3 separate regions of the Homo sapiens genome follow, and all the other regions are linked to region 3. A link is an interaction called in ENCODE POLR2A ChIA-PET data of the cell type or tissue named here. Cell type or tissue: MCF 10A. All regions are shown on one strand. Each heading gives the region's core, and the rest is flanking DNA. Links, peaks and the distances in the headings are about the cores only. Region 1 overlaps AOPEP (aminopeptidase O (putative)). Region 2 overlaps AOPEP (aminopeptidase O (putative)). Region 3 holds the start of LOC124902220 (a long non-coding RNA gene).

Evidence for each region. ChIA-PET counts read pairs that join two places held together with the same protein. Peaks named below come from ENCODE experiments on the same cell type or tissue, not always from the same donor. Only the 100,000 strongest peaks of a DNase experiment are listed, where the experiment ranks them.
Region 1: POLR2A ChIA-PET joins it to region 3 with 24 read pairs; 7 of 35 experiments call an interaction of 5 or more read pairs at or near these places.
Region 2: POLR2A ChIA-PET joins it to region 3 with 51 read pairs; 9 of 35 experiments call an interaction of 5 or more read pairs at or near these places.

Annotation. Positions count from the first base shown.
Region 1 is chr9:94,909,867-94,916,805 of GRCh38, forward strand. The region is part of intron 5 of AOPEP (aminopeptidase O (putative)); the gene reads left to right. Among named protein-coding and RNA genes, the nearest start is that of AOPEP-AS1, 32 kb to the right of the region's middle. RefSeq lists enhancers at 796-965, 6,667-6,939. In MCF 10A, for the core only: no CTCF peak of the experiment used is centred there; DNase peaks (open chromatin) are centred at 3,245 and 4,525.
Region 2 is chr9:94,897,835-94,904,773 of GRCh38, forward strand. All of the region lies in intron 5 of AOPEP (aminopeptidase O (putative)), which reads left to right. Among named protein-coding and RNA genes, the nearest start is that of AOPEP-AS1, 44 kb to the right of the region's middle. In MCF 10A, for the core only: no CTCF peak of the experiment used is centred there; a DNase peak (open chromatin) is centred at 3,067.
Region 3 is chr9:94,799,391-94,806,329 of GRCh38, forward strand. AOPEP (aminopeptidase O (putative)) reads left to right here. Exons shown (of 17, transcript NM_001193329.3): 5 at 1,367-1,612. LOC124902220 (a long non-coding RNA gene) reads left to right here and starts at 924. Exons shown (of 2, transcript XR_007061676.1): 1 at 924-1,054; 2 at 1,145-1,366. In MCF 10A, for the core only: no CTCF peak of the experiment used is centred there; DNase peaks (open chromatin) are centred at 3,581 and 5,741.

The sequences.
Region 1 (6,939 bases), core at 873-5,872, 110 kb after region 3:
ATGGATGAAGGCTGCAGCTCGCTGGGTCTTGCTTTCTCATCTGAGAATGGGAGGGGGTGGGGCCTCTAAGAGCCCTTCTGGATCGAGTGTCTGGGGATTCCAGAACCAGCCCCACTCCTTCCCAAGGTTCAGCGCTAGCACATCCATACTCCCCAGACTGTCTCCCCCATTTCGGTTGCGGCAAGACTGCTGTGAGCCAGAGCTATGCAGGCGTTTGAATCGCGGGTCCCTGCCTAGATGGACACTTCTTCCCCTTAACTAGTTTTCTCCCTGGCAGCCCTCCGTCCATTCTCACCTTTCCTCCTCACCTCTAGTCCTGCATTAGAAGCAGCCGGTTCTCCTTCCCAGAGCCCTCCCTGGCAGATTGTGAACCGACTAGGCCATGCCTCTTCACCTGTGGAGAGTGGCTCTGAAGCAGGGTACTCTCTCTTACCCTGGGCCCTGCACTCCAGTGCAGAAGCATCCAGCACCTGTGGCAGACTGGTCATCTGAAACCTTGCTACCCGGGTAGGACCCCAGCTTCCTTGTCCTCTGGCTTCCGAGCGAGGACTGGGTCTCGGGCAGCCTTGCAGCACGCAGCACATCAACCGCGGATCTTCTTGGGCTCCCTCAAGGGTGGGACCTAATGCTACTCCAGTCTCCCTGCTGTGGGCACGCCTCTGCCTTTGCTGTTGACTTGAGGATGTGCTTTTAACCTATTGCACCTGGCTTCACACTGAGTGGGCAAAGGACAGAGGGCCCACTGGTCGAGGGTCCAGCTCTTTCGGAGGACAGCAGGACGTCTTTTGCCCCAGGGCCATCCTCTGCACTTTTATATGATGAGGTGCAGCAGTGTTTCTAATTCTCTGTTGCTTGAGAAGTATGGACATTTCCCTAGATCTTTTGGCAGTTCCTAACACATCTGCAGAGAAGGATCTTGGGGGAGGGGCCAGTCTATTAGGATGAGCCATATGAAATTGCCCATTTTTTGAAGTTGGAAAGGGTCACTTATTGCATTTTATGTAGTTCAACTTAAAGGTCAAAAAGGTGGAGGAATGTCTGGGCCTCCTCGTGATGTTATGTTTACCTAATAAGCATCCTGGGGTTTTGCCTAGGGTTTATGATACAGTATCTGTGTCTATAGCAAAGAGTATTATTGTAGATACTGTCATTACTACTTAAGGTATTATCACTACTGCTACTTGAGCTCACTTTAGAAACAATTGATAGAGATAGAGGGAAGACTGTCTATCCCCTGGAAGACCCCAGTACCTCAGTCCTGGGCCCTGGTCTTTCCCTTTGGAACTAGTGGTTTAAAATGAGCTCTCCTTTACCTCCATTCTTGTCTTCCCTGCTTTGAAACAGGACACCTCTGGCCAGTGGGCTTCCTTTTGGAGATAAGAGATGTTGGGTGATCAATGGCCTCAGACAATGTAGCTGTCACAGTTTCATTTTTAAAATGTCATGGTGATAAAAACAGCCATTTGCTAATAAAAAGGGTGGGATTCATTGCCTAGTGGCATTCACATCCATGCTGTCATTGTCTAACCCAGATTTCTCAGAGCAGCCACTGGCTTGGTGTCGTAGCTGAATGATGTCACTTCAAGCATCACGTAATTTTCCAGCTGGCTAGGATGGAAAAGGGGTTTATTATTGTGGCATGTTTTTCACAGCGTCTGAAAAAAAGTGAAGCAGACAGGGATATATGACAGGATTGGTTCTGTTTTTACAGGTGTGTCTGAAGCATACAAGGTACCTTTCACTTGCAATAGAAATGTGACTCTATGGCAAAAGAAATTTTTTAAAAAAAGCTTTTCTCAAGAGATTTTAAATATATAATACATAATTAGTGTTGGAAATTGGCCTCGAATACATTAAACTCAAAAGACTAGGAGGTGGGCTGCCCAGACCCTGGTCTCAGTTCTGTCCCTACTGACAGAGCTCTAACTTCATCTTTGCCTCAGTTTCTCCATGGAAAAGATGGACCTCCCAGGGTATTTGTCTGTTTTTAACTTTTCATTGCAGTGTAAAACAGAAAAGTATACATCTTAGCATACAGCTTGTTGGATACAAACTGTAGACATCCCTGTCACTAGCACCCTGACCAAGAAATGCACATAACCAGCACTCCAGAAGACCCCTGTGCCCCTTCCAGTCAACCACACACACAAGGACTTCCAGCAGCATAGATTTCAGCCCAGTGAGACCTGTGTCCGACTTCTGACCTGACGAGCTGTAAAATAATAAATTTGTGTTGTTTTAGGCCACCGTACTTGTGGTGGTTTGTTGCAGCTGCCCTAGGAAACCAATGCACTGATGCTGCTGGCAAGAGGGAGAGCCAGGAGTTGACCCCCAGCTCTGTCCCCAAAGACCGAGTTCTTAAAAACCACTAGAATAGATAGTACCGCTCTTAGCTTTGTTAGGTGTTTGGTCATTGGTGAGGGTATGAAGGTAAAATGAAAGTGCAAGTGCCAGCCAGCGTGCAGTTAAGTTGGGTACTAGGTAGCCAGTGTCTTTGAGGTACTCTGACTTGCCCAGCCCCCGACCCCCATGCTCAGAATGTCCCCTGCCTGGAAAGAAGGAATGTGATATGTTACTAACACTTCAGTGTGAGTTGAGTGCGTTATCTCTTCCTAAAGTATTTGCGTTCTAAAAGATGACCTAAGTGATGACTTTCTGCTATTTATGAGAAAGAGGGCTACACTACGGTGCCATGGCTGACCGTGTGAGACCCAATTCCTTGTCCATCTTCCACTACAGAGTCAGAAAACACCAAAAAGCATCTTTCCCATGCTGCCTTAACAGCTAGCAGAGACTAAAGAGTAGGAATCTCGGCTATGGGCTCCCTGGGAAAAGTTGCTTTCCTGATGAAAGGGATCGTTGTTGCTGGCACAGCGCGTTTCTTCCATGTTAAACACGAACATGGTGCATGAAGGTGTAGTGGTCAACCCGTGAGCATGAGGGGCAAGCATGAGGAAAGAAGTGCACACAGGAAGGATGGAGAGTGGGAGTATAGCAAGTCCTCCAGCTCCCGCTGCACTGCCAGTCACTGCACCAGCCCCAGCAAGGTCTTGTCACTCCAGTGATATTGTTTCAAGAAAGGAAAAACCTCTCCAGTGTGTGCCAGTGTTCATTGTATTTTTTGTTACTTGCAGCTGAATACATTCCAAACAGACCCGGGTGCCTTTCAGATCACAAAAAGGTAACCACCTAGGAATGGGGACATGGGCAGGCAGAATTCTTTAGAATGAAAGGAATTCCTGGGATCCTTGCCCACATTTTCACCACGGTGAACACATGCAAAGAATGATGAGTCAAGGGAACCATCCAGAGAAATGGGATTGAGCTGTAGATATCCAATAAACCTGATGCATTCCATTTGGGGAGAAGAAATAGAAGGCTCATAATTTTAAATGGAAAGGTTAGTTAAAATCAGGAGACTTTGGAGAGACTTTGGAGAGACTTTTATTTGTTTATTTTTGTTTCTGGTGAGGTTTATTACCTTTCAGAGGGACATGCTGTTAAGTTGAATACCTCTGAGGATGACCATCTGTCACATATTTTCCAGGACCACCCTGGGAAATAAGAAGGATATTGTCTCCTTATCTCGACAAGCGTGCCATGGTGGTCTATCCATGGAGTCATAATTTGAGATTAGGAAATATGCTGTTATTCTTAAAAGTTCAATTATTTATGAATCCCCAATAGCCAGGTGATCCCTTATACTTAGTGGCATTTATTGATGCAGATGAGTACTTTGAAAAATTAAGAGAGACATTTACTTTTTAAGCTACCACTAAGACGGTCTCTGACCGGATAAAGATAACTTGAGCAGGCGAATTTGTTTAACAAAGGTGGTGACATATATTGTGGCAGCTGAATGCCCCCTTACAGCCAAGGGAGAACAATCAGTGAATTCATTCGTTTAATTCATGAATTTTCCTTCTATTTACACTTTAAACAAACATGCCAGTTGTTTGCTTAGTTAACAAGCTCTGCCTTCATTATAAGCCATTAGTGGCTAGTAATAACTGAAACTGTGTTTGGATTTCACAAATACAATAAACCCAATTAATTTCACCCTTAGTAATATGGAATTTGTCTGATCAACCTGAGCTAGGCAGAAGTTTGTGTCTTTGCCCTTTGCATGAAGGGTTTGCTAAATCATCTTATAGCCATAAATAGGAATTCTTCATAAGAAAAACTAAACAAAACAGCTTAAATCCTAATGCTTCTAAGGGGCCAGGCAGCAATATAAATTAGTGAATGGGTTGGATAGAGCATCCTCTAAGAAACACTTGGTCTACTTTTGATGGAGACATGGATGTAAGAAATATTTCACTTTTTAATCCTGTGATAAGAAGGAAAAAAACCACACACATGATTATAAATGACAAGGAGGCTCAGCCAATGGCAGGGAGACGGGAGGGAGAAGTTGGGACCACAGCAAACTGGAGAGCCCAAGCCCTGTCTGAAAGGACCAGCTCCGATTCAGCTGCAGTTACTACATAAGAATGCAGGCCTGTGATGAGGGACTCCAAAGCAGGTTTTGCCTGCTTCTCGGATTTCACCAGGATGAATCATAACAGGGACCTGATAAAATCCTATCTTTGAAATGCTCTGTAATGCTTATTATTGTTCTTAGGAAATGATAAAATATTGCCCTTTGGCATTAGACGTGTGTGTGTGTGTGTGTGTGTGTGTGTGTGTGTGTGTATGTACAGGATAAATATGTGCCCACTTCTAAAAAAGACCTGGGCCTAGTGTGGCCACATCTTTCAAATTTTTAATGTAATGTCAAAATCTGGATTTCTGGATAAAATCTTCCCATTTATAAACTTTGGCAATGAGTTTTTGCTATTTAAGCTGATGCTGTGCAGCCACCACAGTGCAGATCAGCAGCTCTCAATGTGGTCTCTGGACCAGCCACATTAGCATTACCCGGGAACTTCACAGAAATGCAGGTTCCTAGGCCCTACCCAGGCCTACTGAAACAAACTCTCTTGGGGTGAGGCCCAGAGATCTGTTTTAACAAGCCTTTCAGGTAGGGCTGCCAGCTTTTAGCAAATATTTCATGGAACATACACCAAAAAATTATTCGTTGTTTATCTGAAATTCAAATTTGAGTACGTGTGCTGTTTTCTTATCTAGCGGACCTACCTCCCGGTGCTTCTGATACCCGCTGGTGTTGATCAAGCAAAACATGTGTATGAGCCAGGCTGCTTGTGTTTGAATCTGCTTTGACACATATTAACTCTGGGATTTTAGGCAAGTGACATAATTTCTGTGTGGCTTGGTTTACTTACATGTAAAATAGGCACGATAATAATTTCTTCCTCATGGGGTGGTTGCTGGAATTGAATGAGTTAACGAACATAAAATACTTAGAACTTTGCCTGGGAGAAAATAAACAATATATGTGTTTAGTATCATCATTTTATTTTTTCTTTTCTTTCTGCTCTAATCATCACCGCTCCTGCCACCACGCAGCCATCAGGGAATATGAGAACTCATCTTCCTTCAATTCTTTTTTCCTGGATCTAACTTTGATTTAGCAGAATTGATTCTAACGTGCTATTCCCCAAGGCCACTCTGTTGCTTGTTCCTACCCAGAGTTACCCTTCCTTTGAAATCTGGTTGACAGTATGGCGGTCTGGCAGGGAACCCGCTCTTGCCTCCACCCCGACGTCCTGCTGCCTGACCAGAGTTACCCTTGCTTTGAAATCTAGTTGACAGTGTGGTGGTCTGGCAGGGAACCCACACTTGCCTCCACCCCAATGTCCTGCTGCCTGAACTCTGTCAGCCGGCAGTGCCTCTGTTGCGCTCAGGCCTCTTGTTGTACAGACCAGCCTTGCTACTTCGTGTCTGCTTTCACCAGCCCAGCAGGGCAAGTCAACAGCTTCCTGACCCTACCTTGGATTTTCAGATTTGCAGAGGGCCTGACTGGGGCTTGGCTTCTTGCTGTCAGTTGGGGAAACAATGAATGCCTTCCTCACCAATTGAATTCTGAGTACACTTTAGGAAATCCCCACAACTTTTTCCAGACAAGGAACATGGGAAGATTTGATTTGTGGACCCAAAGAGTGTATTTCAAAGCAAAGCAGTCACCAAACTGTCCTTGCTGAGAATGGCTGCAAGCTGCCCCAACGTGTCCCTCCATAAAGCAGCCCTCCAGGCCTCCACACCGCCACACGGGACAGACTTGTGCTCGCTGTGAAAACCACCAGGATGAGCTATTACGGCTCTCAGTTGTGCCATTTTATTGCTGTTCTGGAAATGGAGCAAAACACATTATTTTATTAAATAAAGATTTTCCCTGTATCACAGTGGAGGCTAATTTTATTAGCTCTTTTTATGGGAACAAACATCATCGCCCTGATTGGGGAGGACGGAGGTGGGGGCCGTGGGGAGGTGAGGGAGTGGAATCACATTTTGTCATCTGCGTGCTCCAATGAGGCTGCCGACATGTTTTAGTTGGTTACTCACATTAATTACTTACTTACCAGAAGAGTTCCCCAGATCCTGCAGAAAATACACAGCTTTCATTCATAAGTAATTTATAGATGATTCAAAAGACATGTTCAGGGCCAGGCTCATGCCTGTAATCCCAGCACTTTGGGAGGCCGAGGCGGGCAGACCATGAGGTCAGGAATTCAAGACCATCCTGGCCAACATGGTGAAACTCCCGTCTCTACTAAAATACAAAAATTAACTGGGCATGGTGGGGCACACCTGTAGTCCCAAGCTACTCGGGAGGCTGAGACCAGAGAATTGCTTGAACCCGGGAGGTGGAGGTTGCAGTAAGCGCCAGTGCACTCCAGCCTGGGCAACAGAGCGAGACTCCCTCTCAAAAAAAAAAAAAAATTAAATAAATAAATAAATAAATAAATAAAGACATGTTCAGTTACAATAAATATTTGTTCATATTGTGTGGGTATGGGTGTGTCCCCTGACAACCAA
Region 2 (6,939 bases), core at 733-5,732, 98 kb after region 3:
GTATGCCTTTTTTTTTTTTTTTGGATACAGAGACTTGCTCTGTCGCCCAGGCTGGAATGCAATAGCACTATCTCGGCTCACTGCAACCTCTGCCTCCCAGGTTCAAGCGATTCTCCTGCCTCAGCCTCCAGAGTAGCTGGGATTACAAGCGCGCACCACCATGCCTGGCTGATTTTTGTATTTTTAGTAAAGATGGGGTTTCACCATGTTGGCCAGGCTGGTCTAGAACTCCTGTCCTCAGGTGATCCAACTGCCTCAGCCTCCCGAAATGCTGGGATTACAGGCATGAGCCACTGTGCCCAGCCTAAAAGTATGCTCTCTTTGACTCAGCACTTCCACTGCTAGGAATTTCACCAAAGTGTAGGTGGCTAAATAAGCAAGAATGTTTACTTCAGCATTGCTGGTAAAAGCAAAGCTCTGGAAACTCATGAGGGGCCAGGATATGTGCATTCTGCTGCACCATTCAGTGGAATTCTATGCAGCCTTTAAAAAGAATGAAGCTGGCCAGGCGTGGTGGCTCATGTCTGTAATCCCAGCACCTTGGGAGGCTGAGGCAGGCGGATCACCTGAGGTCAGGAGTTCGAGACCAGCCTGGCCAACATGGTGAAACCTCATCTCTACTAAAAGTACAAAAATTAGCCAGGTGTGGGGCACTTGTAATTCCAGCTACTTGGAAGGCTGAGGCAGGAGAATCGCTTGAAGGCAGGAGAATCGCTTGAACCCAGGAGGTGGAGCTTGCAGTGAGCCAGATCGCGCCATTGCACTCCAGCCTGGGCGACAGAACAAGACTGTCTCAAAAATAAAAAATAAAATGAAAAAAAAAAAAAGGCCGGGTGCAGTGGCTCATGCCTGTAATCCCAGCACTTTGGGAGGCCGAGGCGGGTGGATCATGAGGTCAGGAGATCGAGACCATCCTGGCTAACACAGTGAAACTGCGTCTCTACTAAAAATACAAAAAATTAGCAGGGCGTGGTGGCAGGCGCTTGTAGTCCCAGCTACTCAGGAGGCTGAGGCAGGAGAATGGCGTGAACTCGGGAGGTGGAGCTTGCAGTGAGCCGAGATCACGCCATTGCACTCCAGCCTGGGCGACAGAGCGAGCCTGGGCACTGTCTCAAATAAATAAATAAATAAAAAGACTTAAGTAGACCAAATGTGGGAGAAGCTCCTTGGTATAATATCAACTGAAGAAACAAAATGCAATGTCCATCATGCATTTGTCCTTATTACCTTAAAATATTTTCTGGAGCAATTCGTAATACCTTTTTAACACTGGTTGCCTTGGAGGAGAAAAAGTCCAAGTGGAGGACTGATGGGAGGAGGGAAGATAATTTGCCTCTTCATTTGCTTTTTTTTTTTTTTTTTTTTTTTGAGAGGGAGTCTTGCTCTGTTGCCCAGGCTGGAGTGCAGTGGCGCCATCTCGGCTCACTGCAAGCTCCGCCTCCTGGGTTCACGCCATTCTCCTGCCTCAGCCTCCGGAGTAGCTGGGACTATAGGCGCCCGCCACCACGCCCGGCTATTTTTTTTTTTTTTTTTTAGTAGAGACGAGGTTTCACTGTGTTACATTTGCTATTTTTTTATATTGACTTTTTTTTAACCGTGCAACTGTTAGCTTATTAATAATTAAAATTATGAAGGCCAGGCACGGTGGCTCACACTTTTATTCCCAGCACTTTGGGAAGCTAAGATGGGAGAATTACTTGAGCCCAGGAGTTTGAGACCAGCCTGGGCAACAAAATGAGACCCCATCACTACAAAAAATTTACAAATTAGCCAGACGTGGCGGTGTGCACCTGTAGTCCCAGCTACTTGGGAGGCTGAGGTGGGAGGATTGCGTGAACCCAGGATGTTGAAGCTGCAGTGAGCCATGATCGCACCACTGCACTTCAGCCTAGGTGTCAGAGTGGGACCCTATCTAAAAAAAAACAAACAAAAACAAAAATATAAAATTCTCAGAACAAAGAAATTGGAACAAAGTACAGACAACCCTTTTCAATAAGCATTACAAAATTTTTAGACGTAGGTTGCTTGAGTCCCAACTTACTGTCTCTATAATTAGAATTATTGAGTTACTGAGTTAAATCTAGCCCCAAGCAGGTTAATGTGTTACCTGACCCCTCCCCCCCAGCCAAATATATAGATTCAAGTAAACTTTTTGAAATACTGAACTATGAGTCTGTGAGTCATAGTTCATGGATTCCTGTGGACTTGAATGAGATGGAGGGGTCTGGGGAACCCAGGTTAGAAACCACAGTTATAATATGAAGAGCACTGGGCAGGGGGGTCAGAGGATGAAGGCCAGACTGACTGCTGGCCGCCGCCAACTAGCTAGCTATGTGAGCCAACCTCTCAGCCTGAGTTTTCTTGTCTGTGAAATGAGACTGGGGGTAAAAGGAAGTGGTAAAAGACCCTTCTAGCAACCAAATTCTGTGATTTATGAATATTGTAACCTGTAAACTTTCAATGGCACCAAGGTGATTGTGAGGACCACAGTAGCCTGCTAATGTAAGCACTATTCTTCAGGTCACAGTTTCAGGGCCAAAACACCATCCTTCCCAGGTCGTCAAGTAATTCTCCTCGGTAGATGATCTGCTGAGGCCGGCGATTATTCAGCCCTTCGGGAGGTGAGTGCAGAGCTGTTTTTCTCACCATCTTTAGCCTTCTGGGTATTCCTCATGCTTCCCCCTCTCTCAGGAGAATCTCTTGCCTCCTCCTCATCTTCTTCTTCCTGATTTATCACTGCCTCTGCCCCATCTGACATTAGGAAAGTGTTTCATCGTGCTCGAGTAGAAGATTTCATGGGAAACAGACTACCATCTTTGGAACAGGATCCGATATGAATAATTCTTTGAAACATTTTTCTCTGCATGTCTGTATCTTAGTCAACTTTCAGTTTCCCCTGCTTGAGGAGAGTGGGGCATGTAGACAATCCAAATGTCATCTATATTTGGCTTTAGAGTGTGTTTTCTACTTAGCTTTGAGTTCTGGATAGATCTGCGATTCTGGGAACTGACTTTAAACAAAATCACGAAGCTTTGCAGTGAAGACACATCTGACTCACAAGTAAGTTGAATGCTTTCCAAGGGCCCATTTTTTTAGAACTTGCTCAACTCTTTCCTGCAATAATGCTGTGCTTGGATCAGCCCACTTTCTCTCAGACCCTGGCAAACTGGCCATTCCAATATTCCTTCCTGTTAAAAGGTGGTTGCCATTTGGCTTTTTATTTGTAATTCATGCGAAGTTCAATAAGTAATATGAAACATCATTTCAGTAAGTGGTTCGGTGGGAGACATTATCAAAACAATTAGAATGTGTTACTGTCAATAAGCAAGAAATCAAAATTTCATAATCTTCTCTGACTCATGTGGAATTGACTTATACTTATGGCCCTTTCAGCTTTTAATGAAGAATGGCCAAAAAGTATAGAGTATTCAAGTTTGCTCAAATAAGAATCGATTGCTTCTTCCTCTGAGCCCCCATAGCAAGAATGTATTTTTTCAATGTAGCGGCTTTAATCACCTAATAGTATAGTATAGTACATGTTTTAAATGGGAGGATGGGCACTGTCTTCATTCATCCTTAAGTCCCTGACACCTAGCCCAAGTTTCCACCTATGATCGGTGTTTATCTAGTATTTGTTAAATGTGGGATTTCTCTCCTGATTGTCGGATTAACCCTTGAGTCCTTAGGACTCCTCGCTGCTTCTCAGTATCTCACATACCTTTTGCTAGCCACAAGAGAAAAAACAAAAACAAAACACCTCGCATCTTCAACAACCTTCACTTAAAATGTGTATAATAACTTTTCACGTAGAAAAGTGCTGAGAAGGCTGGGTGCAGTGGCACATGCCTGTAATCCCAGCACTTTGGAAGGCTGAGGTGGGTGGGCACTTGAGGCCAGGAGTTCAAGACCAGCCTGGCCAACATAGCAAAACCCCGTCCTTACTAAAAATACAGAAAATTAGCCGGGCGTCGTGGAGCACATCTGTAATCTTAGCTACTTGGGAGACTGAGGATGCAGTGAGCTGAGATCGCGCCACTGCACTCCAGCCTGGGTGACAGAGTGAGACTGTGTCTCAAAAAAAAAGAAAAGAAAAGAAAAAGTGCTAATAAAATACCTTAATGTGCATATGAATGAATTGGGGATCTTGTTAAAATGCAGATTTCAATTCAGCAGTTCTGAGAAGAGGCTAAGATTCTTCATTTGTAATAAGAGCCCAGGTGTCTAGACCAGGACCACTGGTCCTGGTCACAGACCACACTTTGAGTATCAAGAACTCTAAGTTGACTTGTGTATATTGTTAATTGACTGAGTGTTTAAGCAGGGAGGAAAAACACGGTTTAGCTTTCCAGTGAGTATGTCATTTAATATTTCTTACACACACAGAAAGGGTGAGGAAGGGTTAACAGGGTTCTGTGTGAATGATGTTCAGCAGGTGAGAAAGGAAACTAATAAAGCTGGCTGGATCTTGCTTTATGTGCTGTGCCTCAGCTCAGCAAACTGAGCTGGAGTGGGGTTAGGGTGAGCAGGGTCAACTGCTAAAACACAGTTTACTGCGGGGGTGAGACAGCAGCTGTTTTAACATCTCCCCCAATACCACACCCCCTCTGAGGACTAGAAGCATAAGAATGTATTGTATCCAAAAGAAATGGTCAGGAATGGTAGTTTAGACCTGCCTGTCTCAAATACCAATTGCCTAGTTGAGAATTTACCCAAGACATTAGTACTAGTGATTATGTCACTTTTCTTCTGCAAAGATGTGTTCATCTGTCTCATTTGTCACAATTTAGGTACATACATTTTCTGGTCTTCAGTTTCCTAGAATTTTCTTAGATAGAAATATGCTGTGTGTGTGTACTTGTGGGTGTGTTCCCCTGGGGCTCTGTATCTGTGTGTCATTTGAAAGAAAATTTAAAGCTCTTTTTAAAATCTTTTTTTTTTTTGCCGGGCACCGTGGCTCACACCTGTAATCCCAGCACTTTGGGAGGCCGAGGTGGGCAGATCACCTGAGGTTGGGAGTTTGAGACCAGCCTGATCAACATGGAGAAACCCTGTCTCTACTAAAAATACAAAGTTCACTGGTGTGGTGGTGCATGCCTGTAATCCCAGTTACTCGGGAGACTGAGGCAGGAGAATCTCTTGAACCCGAAAGATTTTTTTTTTTTTGAAGACAGAGTCTCATTCTGTCTCCCAGGCTGGAGTGCAGTGGCCCGATCTTGGCTCATTGTAACCTCTGCCCCCCGGGTTCAAGCACTTCTCCTGCCTCAGCCTCCCGAGTAGCTGGGATTACAGGCACCTGCCACCACACTCGGCTAATTTTTGTCTTTTTTGTGGAGAGACGGGGTTTTACCATGTTGGCCAGGCTGGTCTTGAATTCCTGACCTCAAGTCATCCACCTACCTCAACCTCCCAAAGTGCTGGGATTACAGGCATGAGGCACCATGCCTGGCCTTAAAACCTTTTCTTGATAGCCTTTTGCATTTCAGGTTTCTTGAAGTATCTCTGCTTGTTTGCTTCTGTTTCAAAGATCATAACAGGCAGCAGGCCCCATTGTGGGGGAAAGTGGTAGCAAATGGATCTGTGATAGCAGGTGTCATCCTCATCATCTCTTTACAGTAATCGAATTGGTTGAAGATACATGGAAATCCAACTAGATACACTTGTAAAAATATCACCTGCCAGTGCAGTGGCTCACACTTATAATTCCAGTACATTGGGAGGCTGAGGTGGGAAGATTGCTTGAGGCCAGGAGTTCAAGACCAGCCTGGGCAATGTAGCAAGACTCCATCTCTAAAAAAAAAAAAAAAACAGTTTTCAAGTTTGCCTGGGTGTGGTGGCATGCACCTGTAGTCCTTGCTTCTTGGAGGACTGAGGCAGGAGGATTACTTGAGCCCAGCAGTTCAAGGTTACAGTGAGCTAATTAGCTGGGTGTGGTGGTGGGTACCTGCAATCCCAGGGAGGCTAAGACAGGAGAATTGCTTGAACTCAGGAGAAGGAGGTTGCAGTGAGCTGAGATTGCTCCATTGCACTCCAGCATGGGCAACAGAGTGAGACTCTGTCTAAAAAAAAAAAAAAAAAAAAGTTCAAAAAATGTTTAAAAAGTTACAGTGAGCTATGATTGTGCCACTGCATTCCAGCTTGGGTAACAGAGCAAGACTCTGTTTCTTAAAAAAAAAAAAAATTACTAAAACATTTGTGATTGCCATTTGATGACTACATACCGTAACTACTCAATTTTGCCTTCCTTTCATGTGAATAGTGTCCTTTGCTGCATCTGCATTTGAGCTGCCCAAGAGCCCAACTAAATTAATCCCTCCAGAAGTAAAGGAGATGAAATCAACCAATCTGAGGAAAGCCTGACCAAGGCATTCATGTATCAAAAAGATATGGAATACCTACCCACTGCATACATGATACTAGAAATCCTACAGCTTCCCTGCACAGTGGCTGTGGTTTTCATTTATATGAAACTGAGGCCAGAGAGGTAAAGAACTTGGCCTGAAGTCACATGGGGCACTGGGTATTATTTGAAGCAGTTTTTTTCAAAAAAGTCACGGAGAAACATTACTCAGAGCCTCTCCCTCACACCCTGCAGATAGAGCTCTGAATCTCGGCATCTGTGAGTTGTTTCTTTTGGGCTTTTTAAAAAGTCTTCCAGAATTGTGGAATGGGATAGTTTCAGTTAAAATATCTGTTTTTGAAAATCATGACCAATAATAAAAATCAAGAATGTCCTATTACATATTTCATACCTTTAAGAATTTTGTTTTGCTCTAATTGGTCTTATTGGATTAAATGATTTCTAAAGTCTTCTCTGGGACTTCACTTTTGTGTTTCAAGTTTCTTATCCATCTGAAAGCCATATATTTGGGTTAAACCAAATTATTAGCAATAGGTATCTTTGTAGAATTTCTAGTAGTTTGGAAGGAGTTGAATGTACTA
Region 3 (6,939 bases), core at 795-5,794:
GACCCCATCTCTTAAAAAAAAAAAAAAAAGGCTGGATGTGGCATGGCAACATGCCTGTAGTCCTAGCTACTCAGGAGGCTGAGGTAGGAGGATTGCTTGAGCCCAGGACTTGGAGGCTACAGTGAGCTATGACCCTGCCACTGCAGTCCAGCCTGGGCAACAGAGTGAAATCCTGTCTTAAATAATAATAGGCCGGTTGCGGTGGTTCAAGCCTGTACTCCTAGCTGTTTTGGAGGCTGAGGCGGGTGGATCACTTGAGGTCAGGAGTTTGAGACCAGCCTGGCCAACATGGTAAAACCCCGTCTCTACTAAAAATACAAAATTAGCCAGGCGTGGTGGCACACACGTGTAATCCCAGCTACTCAGGAGGCTGAGTCAAGAGAATCACTTGAACCTGGGAGGTGGAAGTTGCAGTGAGCTTAAATCATGCCACTGCCCTCTAGCTTGGAAGACAGAGCTAGATTCCATCTCAAAAAAAAAAAAAATAATGAAATAAATAATGATTAGAGGGGTTTTTCATTGTGTTTGAATAAAAGACATGTTAGCAGGTGAAAAAATGGAGTACTGTTGGATGTAGGTTTGAGTAGATAAGTTCTCTTGAGTCCTGTGAGTCAGGTTCTAGGAATTCTCTTTCAGTTCCGCCTTTGATGGAATAACTGGCAGTGGTCGGATGAAGCAGGCTGGGGTCTGATCTGTTTCCTTAAAAGGCTGGCTCAGTTAAATTTGTTCTGAAAGTGGGTTGGGAAAAATACTGTATCAAAAGTGCCTCTGTATTCCTTAATAACAGCTTTTGATGGGCTGTGTAAAGAACATTTAGATTACTATTCAGTAAAATGGTTTGTGTTCTTTCGAGGAGTTTGAGCCTGTAACTTTCATTTGGTTCATGGTTCTCCCTCAGTCCAAGTCTTTTATTCTAGGTAATCCCAGAATTGGATCTTTAATTTGTGTGTACTGCTCCTTCCTTTCTGAGTTATGAATTGTCTCTAATTTGGAGATTGTTCATATGGTGATACTTGAAAACATCTAACCGAGGGCAGGAATTGTTTGTATTTTGGTGAGAAGTTTTATTGTTTGGAGTCTTTAGAGGTCCCCCCACAACAAAGTTTATTCTAAAACAAGATTTTACTGCTTTCTCTTATCTTAGATTGAAGCTAGTCTATTGATTCAAACACATGAATACGTTTTTGTCCTGTAAATTTTCACTGCTGCACAGAGCCAGTCAAGCCAAGAATTGAAATGAGCAGTCTTTGCTTGTGAGTCTGTCTGAACCTCTGTCTCCTAAAAGTTGTCTACATCTGCAAGATTGCCTCACCTCCACAGCAAGAATAATAAACATGTTTTACCATTTATTTTGTGTTATTCCCAGGCATGTTGGTGTTTGCAGTCACATGGAATACCCCTGCCGCTTCCAGAATGCTTCTGCCACCACCCAGGAGATCATTCCTCATCGGGTCTTTGCCCCTGTGTGCCTCACGGGTGCCTGCCAAGAGACCCTTCTGCGGCTGATCCCTCCTTGCCTCTCAGCAGCACATTCTGTTCTGGGAGCACACCCGTTCTCTCGGCTGGATGTTCTCATCGTCCCTGCCAACTTTCCAAGTCTGGGGATGGCCAGGTATGTTGTTCCATTGTGGCACTTGGGGTACATACATTTTGGAAATTCTTTGACTATGTCTTGCTTTCCTTGAGCTCTGTCAGAGCAGTCATTTGATTAGAATGGAGGGGCTATGGTTGCTCATGCTTGGACATCTCATTGCTGCCTTGAGGGACAATTTTAATGCAGACTCCCTCATGCACGAGCCTTTGAGTGTCATGGGCTCAGTTCAGACTGTGTTGAAAAGAAAAGGCTCACATTGTTGCTGGGATTGAGAATACATAGTGCCCCCTGAGTGGTGACTGTTGGATCATGGCTGATCAGTGGCTGTTAGCTTGGATGATGACAGCATAATGCTAATGAGCCAAAGGTTATAGCATCAGGCTCTGGGCACAGTAACATGACTTGGTCCCAAGGCCACAGGCTACTCACCTAATCCTGACCAGCTGTCTTGTCCATTCTCACCACTGGTCACAAGGGCAATGACTTGAGAGACCCTGAGTCAGATAGACTGTGGATGGATCAGTGTAAATCTATCCCTACTGCTAGAAAAACAGCTCAAAGCAGATGGCTTACTGTGGGGGTTGGAGGAGGAGTCACGTGCTACTATTTTTTAACAAATGCACTTTTGCTGTTGTGTCCTGGTTTGGTTCCCTGTATTTATTTAAGCTAAAATCTATTAATTAATGCCATTGTTCAGTCATTAATGGGTATCTGTGTTCCACTGAGAAAAGATAGAGAATGTACTTGGTTATATTTCCATTTTAAAATCTTAATCATTAGCAGTGAATATGCTTGACTAAGGATGGGAAAAATAAGCTCATCAAAACATGTGACTTCAAGTTTTTCCCTATTAGTCAAGGAAATTCCTGCTGCCAATTAATTCCCATGCTTTTGAGCAGCTGTCATTTGTGGTGTTTTCCCTGAAAACTGCACACATTCTTAGTAAAACCATGAGCAGAAAAGAACTGACCAGAACATTTGCTTTTGATCTTTACTACATGTATGTACTTTAAAGACTGGCTGGCTTGCCTTAATCCTTGAGGAGGTCTGAGAAAGTCATTTAGACTGATTTTTATCCTATGTTTATGAAGATAATGGGAATGCAGGAACTAGGATAATTATATATATTTGGTTACGTGCATCATATAATTGTCTTGGATGTCTATATATAGAATTTTTCTTAATGGAGGGGGGGGCTTCTTTTGTCCCTTTGAAGAGTCTGCTGGCCTTAATTTAAGTAGTAGAGGTGTTGGTGAAAAAAGAGTTGTTCATTAAATGTTTCTTATTTGTACATGGGTTTGAGGGGCCCTATTTACTTGGGAGTTTTTAGCACTTCATGAGAATTGCAGTTTTTTAAGGCATGTTTGCTAGCAGTTCCAAGTTCTGGCCTGAGGGAACCAAAGGCAGAGTATTTTTCATGCACAGGATTCTGTTTTCTATAGCTCCTTCCTGACATCAGTCTGCCAAATACAGAATGAGTTGACCTGCAGGCAATTCTCTAAAGCTTCTCTTTTCAAGTTTGCATGCCCAAGCAGGTAGGCTGTGTGTTTGCTGCTTTTTGCGATATTTGAAGTGATTTAAACATGCTTAACTCTGTATTTTTAGAGTGGCAAGCCTGAGTACCATAAGACCAAATGGTCCTGGGCACAAATTTTGAAAAATATGGTGGTGATCATAACTTAGCAACAACAAGACTGCTTTTATGCTTAAAAGCAGGAGAACCGTATATTCAAAATTTGTGGTTGGTTGTCAAATACCATTTTTTTCCCTTCCTTTTAGACTGTGGAAGTAAAGTCTGCCCAGGTCTAGATGTTTTTCTGGACTTATTACCATTCCCTGGATGAGAGCTGTGGAAGGGGGATTGTGGTCTCTTCCACTGCCAGGTGGGGTGGGGAAGGGAGGTGCTCTGTTTTTCCAAACTCTGGCTTCAATTGATTCTGCTTGCTTGGCTTGACTCTGTCGGGATCCCAACACCTTGGGCTACATGCAGCTGAGTGGGGTTTATGACTCAGCTGGCTACTGGGGCCCTGCTGCTTTATTTATGGTCGAGACTTTGCTTGAGGTTTTATAAAGCAAAGCTAGAACAAAAACGATGGTTTTGTAAGTCAACTTCATACCCTAAACAGGAATAGAGAAACCTCAAGGCTAGGAGGAGTCATCCAAAAAGACCTCCATACTGAAACCTGCCATTGTCTTCTTAGTTATAATATGCTGAGAGATCAAAGGACTTCTTGGTAAATTAAATGGCTCTTTCCCGAGTCCATATTTTATAAACATGTATGCAAGATCGTAAATTCCATACCTCTGGACTTCTTTAGTGATTAGGTCTTAATTATAATGAATACCATTTTATACCATTTCAGTATTCTTTTTTGGCAAATGATATTAAACATTCCCTCATGAACTAAAATGGGTAAATTATTAATCATGTTAAGCAGTTTCTGAGAATTTTAGATAATATAATGATTTCACTATTTTGAATATTACGTATCATAGTTTTTATTGAATAAGCTTAAAAGTCTCCTCTTTGATTCTGTTTTTGAGCTGGATTCTGATATTTCAGTGAAGTGAGGAAAAACACATTTATAAAACTTGAATGTATGATAATGACAAATCAGTTTATAAGAAGGTAAATAATACACAAATAATATTTTAGAATTTCGAATGCTTTTCAAACATGGCAGTAACTAGAACATTTATCAATACTGCTCTTCATGATTTTTGTCACCTTTTAATATAACAGGAGCCATTACTAACTGACCCCCTCCCCTACCCTGGTCCTTTTCCAAATCACTGTTCCAGGGGAGAGGGACTTTAATTCTTTGCTGAGAAAAATCACTAGTTTGCCTTTCAGATGCTTTCCTCAGTGGGTGTGTGTGGGCTTTCAGTTTTTGTTTCATTGTGTTTTTGCCTTCCATGAAGACTGAATCTGCCATATCAGGAACCGTAAAGTATACATTTCTTGACTTGACTACTATGATGTCTGTATGAAGATATGCATGCATTTAAAATGCATCTCTGAAGTACACACAGCTCTCTTCCTGTTGGTTTAATTAATATTCTACTGTTTTCATTGTGTCCTCGTATGTTCTCAGAGTCTCTGCTGGGGATTGACTGGCAAGCCTAGTTTCTTAATTTTGAGAAATAATGAAAGGAGCTCATCATCACACTTACACTCTCTGTTATAACAGCAGTAACGTTAATGGAATCATATTCTAGAACCAGGCATATGACAGTTGCTTAAAAATTAACACCTTAATCTTACCTTTGTATGTGTGTATAGGAAATGCTTTGCTTTGCATTTGTCTCTCAGCAGTTCACAATTACATGTCATGGCATAGTTAGGTTGGCAGAACTACCTAGCTGTCGTCCATATATGTTCTTTTTTTTCCTTGTATTTGAATTTCAAGAATCTCTTGCAACTTATTTCAGAGTGGTTTTCTGTGAAGAGCACTGAAGTTAAAAAACCATGTGCTGTGTAGTTCTGCTTCATGGCTCAGCTGTTCACATGCATCTTCACCCTTCATCCCACTGGGAAAATTGAGGGGAAAAAAATGACTATAGTGTGGCCGATGACAGGTGACAGATTGTTTGAGCTTTTCCCCACCTGTTCTATACCAGATAATCTTGATAATTTGGTTATTGTTTATTTATTCTTGCAATAAATATTTATCAAGCGTATACTGTGTGCCAGATAGTACTTACGATGCAAAGCCTACAAGGGTGAACGAGATAGAGGAGGCCTCTGTCCTTATGAAATGGACATTCTAGTCAGGGGAGAAAATTAGTGTACGTGAAACAAGTAATTAAGATGTATGCTATGAAGAAAATAAAATCAAGTAAGTGTCACAGTGGGAGAATCAATAGCATCGTTAGGGTGAGAGGGAAAAGCTTCCTTAAAGGGTGACATTTGGGCTAAGACTGAAGAATAAAAAGGAATCAGCTTTGTGACCATCTGGTGGAAAAGCACTCCGGTCCACAGGCCTCAAGGTGGGAACCACTCTCATGGGTTGGAGGAGTAGAATGAAGGCCAGGATGGTGGCAGGTCAGTGAGGTCTTAAAATGGCTTTCCTTAGCCCCGTTCTTAGTGAGCTTGGGTGCCAGGAGCAAGTGAGTCACTAAGAAATGGCAAGATTAAGTCAGGTCCATCATTCTAGGCAGACGGGTTATGGGAAGAGATCAAATTTTTTTTTTTTTTTCTTGGGACCGTAGATACCTATACCATCTCCCGACTGGCTAATGAGAACCTGATTGGCTTAGCAGCTGCTGTTCTTGAGCAGAATTCTCCATGGCTGAAGCTATCAGAACACCTGGCACCCAGACGGGCAACCGTCCCTTTGTAGAGAAGGGAGAAGTCTCAGATCACCACGTTTTCTTCCCCTGGCAGCTGTTGATTGATTCTTTGCAAGGGTTTTTGACATCGTTGGTCACAGAGAGGGAAGCTGTGTCTCATCCTAGTTTTATTTGCTCATCCTAGTTTGAAAGGTTTTTTGTTTTTTGTTTTTTGTTTTTTTTTTTAAAAAAAGCAACAACAACTGAATGAAAATAGGATTGACAATTAAAGACCATAGAAAAAATTATCAATTATTAAAATCTTCACAACATGCTTCACTATGAGGAAAAACTATAAAGCTCCCTATTACACAAGGCTTATTCTTAAAAGGTTTGATTGTGCAATAAAAGACTTCTGAATGTTTATACTAGTTCCTGACTATTGCATGCACAATTTTCTTAAGTACCTCAATTTGCAAATAAACGGTATGCACGTACATGCCCAAGAATGAATGTAACCAGCCTTTTCCTCCACTCCCTCCTCCCGGGTTAGACAGGGTGTTGTCCTGTTTATTCTTATCTCCCAGCCAATGTGTAATAGAATAAGCAAAACATAACATGCTGGTACAAAGGGCCTGTTGTTTTCAGCTTTCTAATTATGCTCCTTTCTGCTGGGGAAGGAAGCAGTCATAAATTTCTGTCATTATCTTAAGTAGCAAGGTTTCACAGCTTTGAGAATTTTTCTTTGTTTGTTCTTTGTTGGCTTTACTTGAATTTTTGATCCCTCAAACCAAAACCACCCTACTTTTAAACAATCCTTCTTTAGATTTCAGGGGATGTGACCCCCTGATTTCAAGGCAAGATGCAGCCATAGTGATTCTTTGCCTCAGGAATCAGATTTTGAGCCTTAAATTAGTATGCCTTTGAATTCACCATGGCTGCCAACTTCTCTACTTTCTCCGATGTGCTGCATATTTTTGTTTTGTGTGTGGGTTTTGTTTCTTGTTATTGTTGTCGTTTCTTTCTCAGATTTTAATAAATTCTCAATTTTCTTTCTGCATGGATTGTTTTTT